2 separate regions of the Homo sapiens genome follow, and region 1 is linked to region 2. The links are chromatin contacts, found by Hi-C or POLR2A ChIA-PET in ENCODE. All regions are on one chromosome and are shown on one strand. Each heading gives the region's core, a stretch centred on a gene start or an enhancer-like site at or near the end of the contact. The rest is flanking DNA. Distances are from core to core; before and after follow the strand shown.

Region 1 (4,412 bases), core at 1,650-4,149, 33 kb before region 2:
CTTACTTAGTACATGACTATTAACTAAACCCCACATTTTATTTGGATTCTCCAGTTTTTTTTTTTTTTTTTTTTTTTTTTTTGAGACGGAGTCTTGCTCTGTCGCCCAGGCTGGAGTGCAGTGGCATGATCTCGGCTCACTGCAAGCTCTGCCTCCGGGGTTCACGCCATTCTCCTGCCTCAGCCTCCCGAGTAGCTGGGACTACAGGCGCCCGTCACCACACCTGGCTAATTTTTTGTATTTTTTTAGTAGAGACCGGGTTTCACCGTATTAGCCAGGATGGTCTCGATCTCCTGACCTTGTGATCCGCCCTCCTCGGCCTCCCAAAGTGCTGGGATTACAGGCATGAACCACTGCACCCGGCCTGGATTCTCTAGTTTTTCTCTAATGTCTTTGCCTACTCCAGGATCCCATCCAGGACACCATACTACATTTAGTGGTCATGTTTCCTTACACTCCTCTGACCTGTGATGCTTTATTTTTGATGACCTGGACAGTTCTGAGGAGTACTGGTCAGGTATCTACAAATAAAATGTCCTTCAGTTTGGGTTTGTCTGATTTTTTTCTCAGACTGGGGTTATAGGTTTTCAAGAGGAAGACCACAGGAATGAAGAGGTATTCTCATCACATCACATCAAGGGTATATGCTATCAACATGCCTTATCACTCATGATATCAACCTTGACCAGCTGACAGAGGAAGTGTTTGCCAGGTTTCTCTACAGTGAAGTTACTTTTCCTTCCTCCTATGTTGCTAAGTGCAGCTCACACTCAAAGGGTGAGGATTGAAGCTCCACTTTCTTGAGGGGGCCAATGTCTATATATCCTACAAAATAATTTATCTATATAAATTATTTGGAATTCTTCATTTACTTGTAAGAATGGACTTATAGATATTTATTTAATACTTTGTGTTATATTCCAACGCTACATTATTTATTTAGATGCTCAGATTGTTCTAGTATTAGGCATATACAGGATATCTGGCAAAAGTCATAACAGATAGAGTGTGGTAGCTCACGCTTGTAATCCCAGTACTTTGGGAGGCTGAGGTGGGCAGGTCACTTGAGGCTAGGAGTTTGAGACCAACCTGGCCAATATAGTGAAACCCCACCTCTACTAAAAATACAAAAAAATTCAGTCGAGCATGGTGGCACAAGCCTGTAGTCCCAGCTACTCAGGAGGCTGAGGCATGAGAAAGACTTGAACCTGGGAGGCAAAGGTTGCAGTGAGCCGAGATTGCACAACTGCACTCCAGCCTGGGTGACAAAGCAAGACACTGTCTCAAAAAAAAAAAAAAAAAAAAAAATCCACCACAGTCAACATCAACAAATTAAACAAACAAATAAATAGCAATGGGGATCCAGATCTTGGTTTCTAATACCCTTAAGTATACAATACATTATTATTCTCTGTAGTCACCATGCTGTACAACTGATCTCCAGAACTTATTCATCCTAACTGAAACCTTGTATCCTTTGACCAACATCTCCCCATTCCCTGACCTTTGTCCCCCAGCCGGCCCCTGGCATTCTTCTACCCTCTGCTTCCATGAGTTCAACTATTTTAGATTCCACATATAATTGGAATCATGCAGTATTTGTCCTTCTGTGCCTGGCTTATTTCACTTAGCTTAATGTCCTCCAAGTTCATCCATGTTGTTGCAAATGACAGGATTTTCTTCTTTTCTAAGGTTGAAGAGTATTTCATTTTGTGTGGTGTGTATTTGAGAGTGTGTGTATGTGTGTATGTAACACATTTTCTGTATCTGTTCATGCATCAATGGATAGTTTAATTCCACATCTTGGTAATTATTAACAATACTACAATGAACATGGGAGCGTAGATACCTCTTTGACATACTGATTTCACATCTTTTAGATATATACCCAGAAAAGGGTGCTTGCAATTGAAATTTAATTAACCAGAAATGGGATTGCTGGATCATATGATAGTTATTTTATAACCATGGCTGCTGCTTCCAGAAAACATGGTTACTTCCTTGCCTAACTATCCTGCCTCACCAGCAGTATGCATTGGCTTTTCTTTTTTTTTCTTTTTTTTTTGAGACAGGGTCTTGCTCTGTTGCCCAGGCTGGAGTGCGGTCACTACAGCCTGGAAACTCTGGGCTCAAGGGATCCTCCCACCTCAGCCTTCTGAGTAGTTAGGACTACAGGCGCTGGCCACCAAGCCTGGCTAATTTTGTTTCTCTTTTTTGTAGAGAGGAGGTCTCCCTTTGTTGCCCAAGCTGGTCTCAAACTCCTGGGATCATGTGATCTTCGCACCTCAGGCTCCTCAGTAGCTGGTACTACAGGCATGCTCACCATATTTGGCTAAAATTTTTTTTTTTTTTGTAGCTACGGGGTCCCTCAGAATTGTCCACGCTCGTCTTGAACTCCCCTCAAGCGATCCTCTCACCTTGGCCTCCCAAAGTGCTGGGATTACAGGCGTGAGGCACTCCACCCATAGTGGCTTTTGATACCCTCAGAAAACAGCTAATTATGTGTGCCTACGGGGTTATTCCGTTTGTACCATCAGGGTAACATTTTCAGCCGTCCTATTTCTCTGGCAAAACCTTTTGGGCCCTCGGTGACTTTTTGCTGAATGGGTGACCCCCTCCCAGGGCAGGGCCATAAGAATCACTGGAGAGATGAGGGTCTGGGGAGGCGCAGAGAGAAGGCTGAAGGCGGTCTCACTTTCCTGCACCAGGAAAGGGAACGAGGAGCGCTGCACTCTCCCAGTCCTGGAGAGGACAGGAAAACGCTGCCACCGCGGAGACAGACGCCTACAGCGTGGGCTTTAAATCCAGCGTGGGTGTGGGGCAGCGTTGAGGCTCGATCTTCCGCCCTGCCCCTTAGACAGAGAAGGGAAGGAAGTCGAGGTCAGGAGGGGAGGGAGGGGAAAGGGCGGGAGGGAAATCGGAAGAGGGAAGGGCCGGGGAGGGAGGGAAAGAGGCCCGGGAGGATACGCCCGACGCTTCCATTGTAGTGGGGCTTCACTTGCCAAGGTGGAAGTGGTAGCGCCGGTGGTGGTACACTTTTTCGTACTTCTGAAATATTTCATAATTAACATTTGAGGAATTTTTTCTTTTTTGAAACAGGAACTAGCTCTGTCGCCCAGGCTGTAGTGCAGTGGCGCAATCACGGCTCACTGCAGCCTCCAGCTCCTGAGCTAAAGGGATCCTCCTGCCTTAGCTTCCTGAGTAGTTAGCACTACAGATTAGGGCCACCAGGCCTGGTTAATTTAAAAAAAAAAAAAATCCTCCCGCCTCTGCCTCTGCCTGTGAATTTGCTGGGATTGCAGGACTTAACCGCAGTGCCTGACCTAAGGAATCACTCAACCTCATTCCGGCAGGGATGACCACACGTGTTCAGGACATTTCCCTGGTAACTGGACTCGTCTTTAGTTCCCTGGGCTGCTCTCCTCCCGCGGTGACAGCCGTTCCCGGGGTGACCTCACTGCGCGCCCTGGAAAGGGCGAGACCGACCTCAGTACCCGCCTCGGTTTCCTTGCGGAGAATTTAAACCACTTCTGAGGGCCCTGAAGACAGTTCCGCGTCTTTTTTTTTTCTCTGTAAATGAGCTTTCTCCAGCCTATTTCGCAGACCCTGCGAACTTCAGATTCTCCCCTCATCCCGGCGGATCTGGGGATCCTCACTCTGACCAGTTGTTGGTGGGCTTGAAGGCCAGCGTCCCCTGGGGTTGGACCCTGTCTAATCCTCGCCTGCCCGGAAAAGGGGTGGGTGGGCATCAATCTCTGCAGCGCGCGAGCAGCAGGCGGCTGCGGAGGGGCGTGGGTTAGGGAGGTGGGTGCGGGCCTAAGCCTCTGAGCGCAGCACCCACCTCAGGAGGAGCCAAAGAAGATGCCTGCAGCAGGAGTCTCGGGTCCTGCGCCGACAGCATTACCCTGGGGAATTGTCTTGGTCTTTGGATTCTGGAGATGCGAGAAACTAGGACGGAGACCACAGCTGCAGGGAAAAGGCGACCAGTGCACAGAGCCTGTGCTCTATTGCTTTATATATTACTATAAAAATAACTGTATTGAGCTATAATCGATATACATGAAATTGCACTTGTTTAAAGTGTACAAAATGATGGATATCGGCCTATGTAGAATCCCTTGAAATCATCACCGCACTTAAGACAATGAGCCTATGGGGAGGGCTGGGTAAGGAGAGTGAGGCAGGAGAGTGAGGCACCTGCTAGTGCAAAATTGAAGGGGGCACCAAAGAAACACCACCTCTCAGTGACCAAGATAAACAATATTTTAAAATCAAAATTAATGCAAACATTTCTGATGAATAAAATATAAAAATGCTAAATGAAGAGAGGATCCAACTTTGCATTTGCCGGGCCCTGTGTCACTCCTCTCATCCTAGTCACACCTGTTGGGATTACAGGCATGAGCCACCAT
Region 2 (4,707 bases), core at 803-3,302:
GGCTGGGGTGGGAAGATCATTTGAGCCTGGGAAGTTGAGGCTGCAGTGAGCTGAGGTCACACCACTGCACTCCAGCCTGGGTTACAGAGCAAGACCCTGCCTCAAAAGAAAAAAAAGAAGAGTATCAGGTTCCGGTTCAAGATGACTGAGTAGAAGCAGCTAGTGCCTGCCTCTCTCTCAGAGAGGAACACAAAGTAGTGAGTAAATACTAACTCTACAAGTGAATAGGCTGAGATCATGCTAGGATTTTCTTCAAGGAAGTGATGGGACCCACAGAGAACAGAGAGAGAGGCAGAGCTGGAGCAGGGAGAAGCTCCCTAAGGCAGAGAAAGAGTCCCTGGGGAATCTACACTTAGGTCTTTGCAATTCAGGGTATGGGAGAGTCCCTTGACCAACCCCCACCCCACTGTGTAGGCCTCCAGACCTACAGAGGGTCTATGCAGAGGCACACTCAAGCCCACGTGGAACCCCTGGGCCTTTGATCCCCATGCAGCCCTGCCAACAAGTGGGACCAGCCTCTTCTGCACAACCCTAGGTTGTGGTGCAGCTGTGGTGCTGAGGAGAGGCCAAACTGCACACTGCACAACATCTCCATCCCCACTGCTCCTCACCAGACAGGGTCCCAGGCCTGGGCTCCTAGCACAGCTGCCCTGACCCCGCCTGAACACTGTGGCTCGTAATGGCTTGTAATGGGGATCAAGTTCCCCAGAGGTAACTGACAAGCCCTCCACAGTCGCCACTGCCGCTGCCTCCGCTTTTGCTGCCCTCAGGCCAAGGAGGGAACAAGAAGACTGGACACATTTGTGTGTACCTCCAGCATGGATGTCACAGCCAAGATACGGAGGAACAATGGACAGACTGCACACACCGGGCAACTCTCTGCATACACTATGAGGCTCACCACCTTCTGGCACCCAGTGCACCCGCCCCATTCCTGCCCGAACACCGCGGTGGAGACTTGGTGTTCCTCTGCGTGCAGGACTCATTGAGGTAGCTGACAGGCCCTTTTCGATCTCTGTTGCCTTTGCCTCCCCCTCCACCCCTGTTGCCCCCGGGTCTGGGAGGGAACAAGGAGGCTGGACACCTTCCTGTGCCTTCAGCACTGATGTCTCAGCTGAGATAAGAAGGAGGAGACTGTGTAACCGAGGACTCCCCGCGTCTGCTGTCCCCTGCCAAATCGGGCTCGCTGGCTTCCGGCCCACAACGGCCTTCCTGCCCCTTCCTGAAATTATGGCCATGGCTCGGTTCCTTTGAGAGCCCAATTCCCTGAGGCCAGCAACAAGCTTTTTGGCTCCATCCCTACCACCCCCAGGCCAGCGTGGGAAGAGGAGGCTTTGCACCTTTGTGTGCCCGCAGCAGTGAAATCCAGCATTGCTTGCGTGGGAGGGAAGTGCAAGAGTGCCCCGTCCCCACTGCCCCAGCTGAGGGGTCCTGCCCTCCCCGGTGAAAGACCCACAGCACAGCCACCCTGCCCCATGTAAACATTTTCAGCTGCAGCCCAGAGCCCTTCTGAAAACCCAACCCCCCAAGCTTTTGATCTTCCTTGGGATTCCACCGCCCAAGTGCTCTGCCTGCCCTCACCTGAGAGTTCAGCGGTGACCGACCCGGGAGACTAGCCCACTCCTCGTCATCACAGCCCGTACCTGAAGTCTGGGCTAGCCTGACCCTGGTCCAGCCCATTCCGGACTCATATACACTGTCCCAGCAGGCCGTCTGGGGTCCTGGAAACGGGGAACTACCTATCCCATTCCAACTCTGCTGCCACCCGATAACTTCCACCGGGGCCGAGGTCAGGTGGACCCAATCAGCGGACACCACCATAACCAACCATGTAAGGGTTTGGGGTGGAGCTCTCCCCGCCCCACCCTTCACATGAAGCAGCAGTGCTACCACATCAGAAAACAGAGGAGCCACAAAGCTATCTCTATTGGGCTGAGTTACAAAGTTTTGCCCCCAAACCACTCCCACGGAGACTCACAAAACAGTTTCCTGTGGCTCTCAACCACGTAGGGGTCCAGAGATTGGCTATGTGTGTCTGAACTAGGAGTCACCAACCCCGCCCAGAACAGGGGTGTGATAGGCAAACAGATCATGTTCCTGCCTATGTAGGATGGGGAGCCAGTACAGCCCCCTAACCTCCTCACCCCAAAGACACCTCAGCGCATTTCACCGGGAGCCACCCACCCACTGTCATCAGGGCTGGTGCCTGCACTCACTACTGGGGCCTTCTTAGGCAAGCTAGGGGCTCCAGCTACCCTCCAAGAACAGGAAAGCTTAGGGTAGGGGGCTCTCCACTGCCCAGCCCACCTCCTGAGACAATAGAGAGAACTTCACAGTAAACAAAGATCAGTTACATACTCCTCTGCTTGTGCCGCAGCTGACAATTACCCTTAAGCGCCATCTACTGGCCTGTAGATCAAATATCACAGCCCAGTGTAAAACCTGCCAACAGAAGTGCATAGGGTTACAGAAGCAAAGCCAGAAGGCCCTACTCAACATACTCTGTAGCTATACCCTGCTAGAGATGGGGTGGGGGAGAAAGGCAAAGAAAAAAAATTCTTTCCACATTAAATTAATTACAAAAATTAGAAGTGCTAGCCTCTCCAGATAAGAAGGAAACAGTGTAAGAATTCCAGCACCATGAAAAATCTGAATGTTGTGACACCACCAAAAGATTACACTAGCTCTCCACCAATGGACCCTAACAAAAAAGGAAGCTCAGAAATGACAGAGAATTCAAAGCATGGATTGCAAGGCAGCTCAACGAGATCCAAGACAAGGCTGAAAATCGACGCAAGGAAACTACTAAAGCAATCCAGAAAATGAAGGAAGAGATAAGCATCTTTTTAAAACTTATCAGATCTTCAGAAATTGAAAAACTCACTTACAGAATTTCAAAATACTATTGAAATCTCTATCAACAGACTAGATCAAGCACAAGGAAGAATTTCAGAGCATGAAGACCAATATTTCTAACTAACTCAGTCACACAGAAATAAAGAATTGTTTAAAAATGAGTAAAATTTTTTAGAAACATAGGATTATGTTAAGCAACCAAATCTACAAAAGATTGGAATTCCTGAGAGAAGAAGAAAAAGTAAACAGCTGGAAAACTTATTTGAAGGAATAATTCAAAAATGTTTTCCTAATCTTGTTAGAGAGGTAGACATCCAAACACAATAAACCTGGAGAACACCTGCAAGATACTATACAAGACAAATGTCACCAAGGCACATAGTCACCAGAGTATCCAAAGTCAATACTAAAGAAAAAATGTTAAACGACACCTAGAGAAAAATGTCAGATCACTTACAAGGGAACCCCATTAGGCTAACAATGGACTTCTCAGCAGAAACCTTACAAATGAGAAGAGATTGAGTACTTATTTTCAGTATTCTCAAATAAAAGGAAGTCCAACCAGGAATTTGATGTCTTCCCAAACTAAGCTTCATAAACAAAGAAGAAATAAAATATTTTCCAGGCAAGCAATTGTTAAAGGACCTTATTTTTTACCACTAGACTAGCATTACGAGATATCCTAAGAGAGTTTTAAATATGGAAATGAAAGAATGATGCCTGCTACCACAAAAGCACACTTAAGTATTATACATAGTTCACAGACCTTATAAAGCAACTACACAAATCGGGACTACAAAGAAACCAGCTAACAACATCACAACAGGATTAAAAACCTCACATATAAATATTAACGTTGAATGTAAATGGTCTAAATGTTCCACTTAAAAGGCACAGAGTGGAAATTGGACAAAGAGGAGCTAGAGAAAGAGATAGGGGTAAAAAGTTTATTCAAAGGGATAATAACAGAGAACATCCCAAACCCAGAGAAAGAAATCAATATCCAATTACAAGAAGGTTATAGAACACAAAGCAGATTTAACCTAAAGAAGACTACTTCAAGGCACGTAATAATCAAATTTCCAAAGCTCAAGGTTAAAGAAAAGCTCCCAAAAGCAGCAAAAGAAAAGAAAAAAATAATATGCAATGGAATCCCAATAAGTGTGGCAGCAGACATTTCAACCTTACAGGCCAGGAGAGAGCTGGCATGACATATTTAAAGTGCTGAAGGAAAAAAACACCCACCCTAGAATAGTATATCAGGTGAAAAATCCTTCAAACATGAAGGAGAAATAAGACTTTCCGAGACATACAGAAACAGGGATTTCATAAACGCCAGACCAGTCCTACAAGAGATGTGAAAGGCAGTACTTCAATCAGAAATAAAGACATTAATGAATGAGAAAAAATAATCTGAAGGTACAAATCTCATTGGCAATAGAAAGTACACAGAAAAACACAGAATAGTATAGCACTGTAACTGTGCCGTGTAAACTACTCTTATCTTAAATAGAAAGATTAAATGATAAACAAATATAGTAAAAACCAACTTTTCAAGACATAGTCAGTACAATAAGATGAATAAAAACAACAAAAAGTTAATTTTTTTTGAGACAGGGTCTTGCTCTTTCACCCAGGCTGGAGTGCACCGGTGTGATCTTGGCTCACTGAAACCTCTGTTTCTCAGGCTCAAGTGATCCTCCCACCTCAGCCTCCTGACTAGCTGGGACTACAGGCATGCACCACCATACCTGAGTGGTTTTTCTATTTTAAATAGAGATGAGGTTTTGCCATGTTGCCCAGGCTGGTCTCAAACTCCTGGGCTCAAGCAATCTGCCCATCTAGGCCTCT

Evidence for each region. Hi-C counts contacts between places; a loop is a spot of excess contacts on that map. ChIA-PET counts read pairs that join two places held with the same protein, here RNA polymerase II (POLR2A). Pooled maps may share reads with other maps.
Region 1: a map of heart right ventricle shows a loop between it and region 2 (8-fold over the local background). The contact joins two enhancer-like sites. A Hi-C loop is called at or near these places in 18 of 168 maps with a recorded cell type or tissue (B cell, CD4-positive, alpha-beta T cell, CD4-positive, alpha-beta memory T cell and 8 more), 11 of 37 single-sample maps with no recorded cell type and 26 of 50 pooled maps. POLR2A ChIA-PET finds 5 or more read pairs at or near these places in 11 of 52 experiments (CD4-positive, alpha-beta T cell, CD4-positive, alpha-beta memory T cell, CD8-positive, alpha-beta memory T cell and 8 more).

What each region holds. Positions count from the first base shown.
Region 1 is chr17:35,345,003-35,349,414 of GRCh38, reverse strand. No RefSeq gene overlaps it. Among named protein-coding and RNA genes, the nearest start is that of SLFN11, 26 kb to the left of the region's middle. Within about 2 kb of position 2,899, at least 23 of the 41 ENCODE cell types and tissues checked have a DNase peak (open chromatin) inside an H3K27ac peak, as active enhancers do; they include CD8-positive, alpha-beta T cell, gastrocnemius medialis, heart left ventricle and 1 more, where a contact is called at or near this core.
Region 2 is chr17:35,310,581-35,315,287 of GRCh38, reverse strand. No RefSeq gene overlaps it. Among named protein-coding and RNA genes, the nearest start is that of SLFN11, 61 kb to the left of the region's middle. RefSeq lists enhancers at 1-600, 1,262-1,921, 3,100-3,601. Within about 2 kb of position 2,052, at least 20 of the 41 ENCODE cell types and tissues checked have a DNase peak (open chromatin) inside an H3K27ac peak, as active enhancers do; they include CD8-positive, alpha-beta T cell, gastrocnemius medialis, heart left ventricle and 1 more, where a contact is called at or near this core.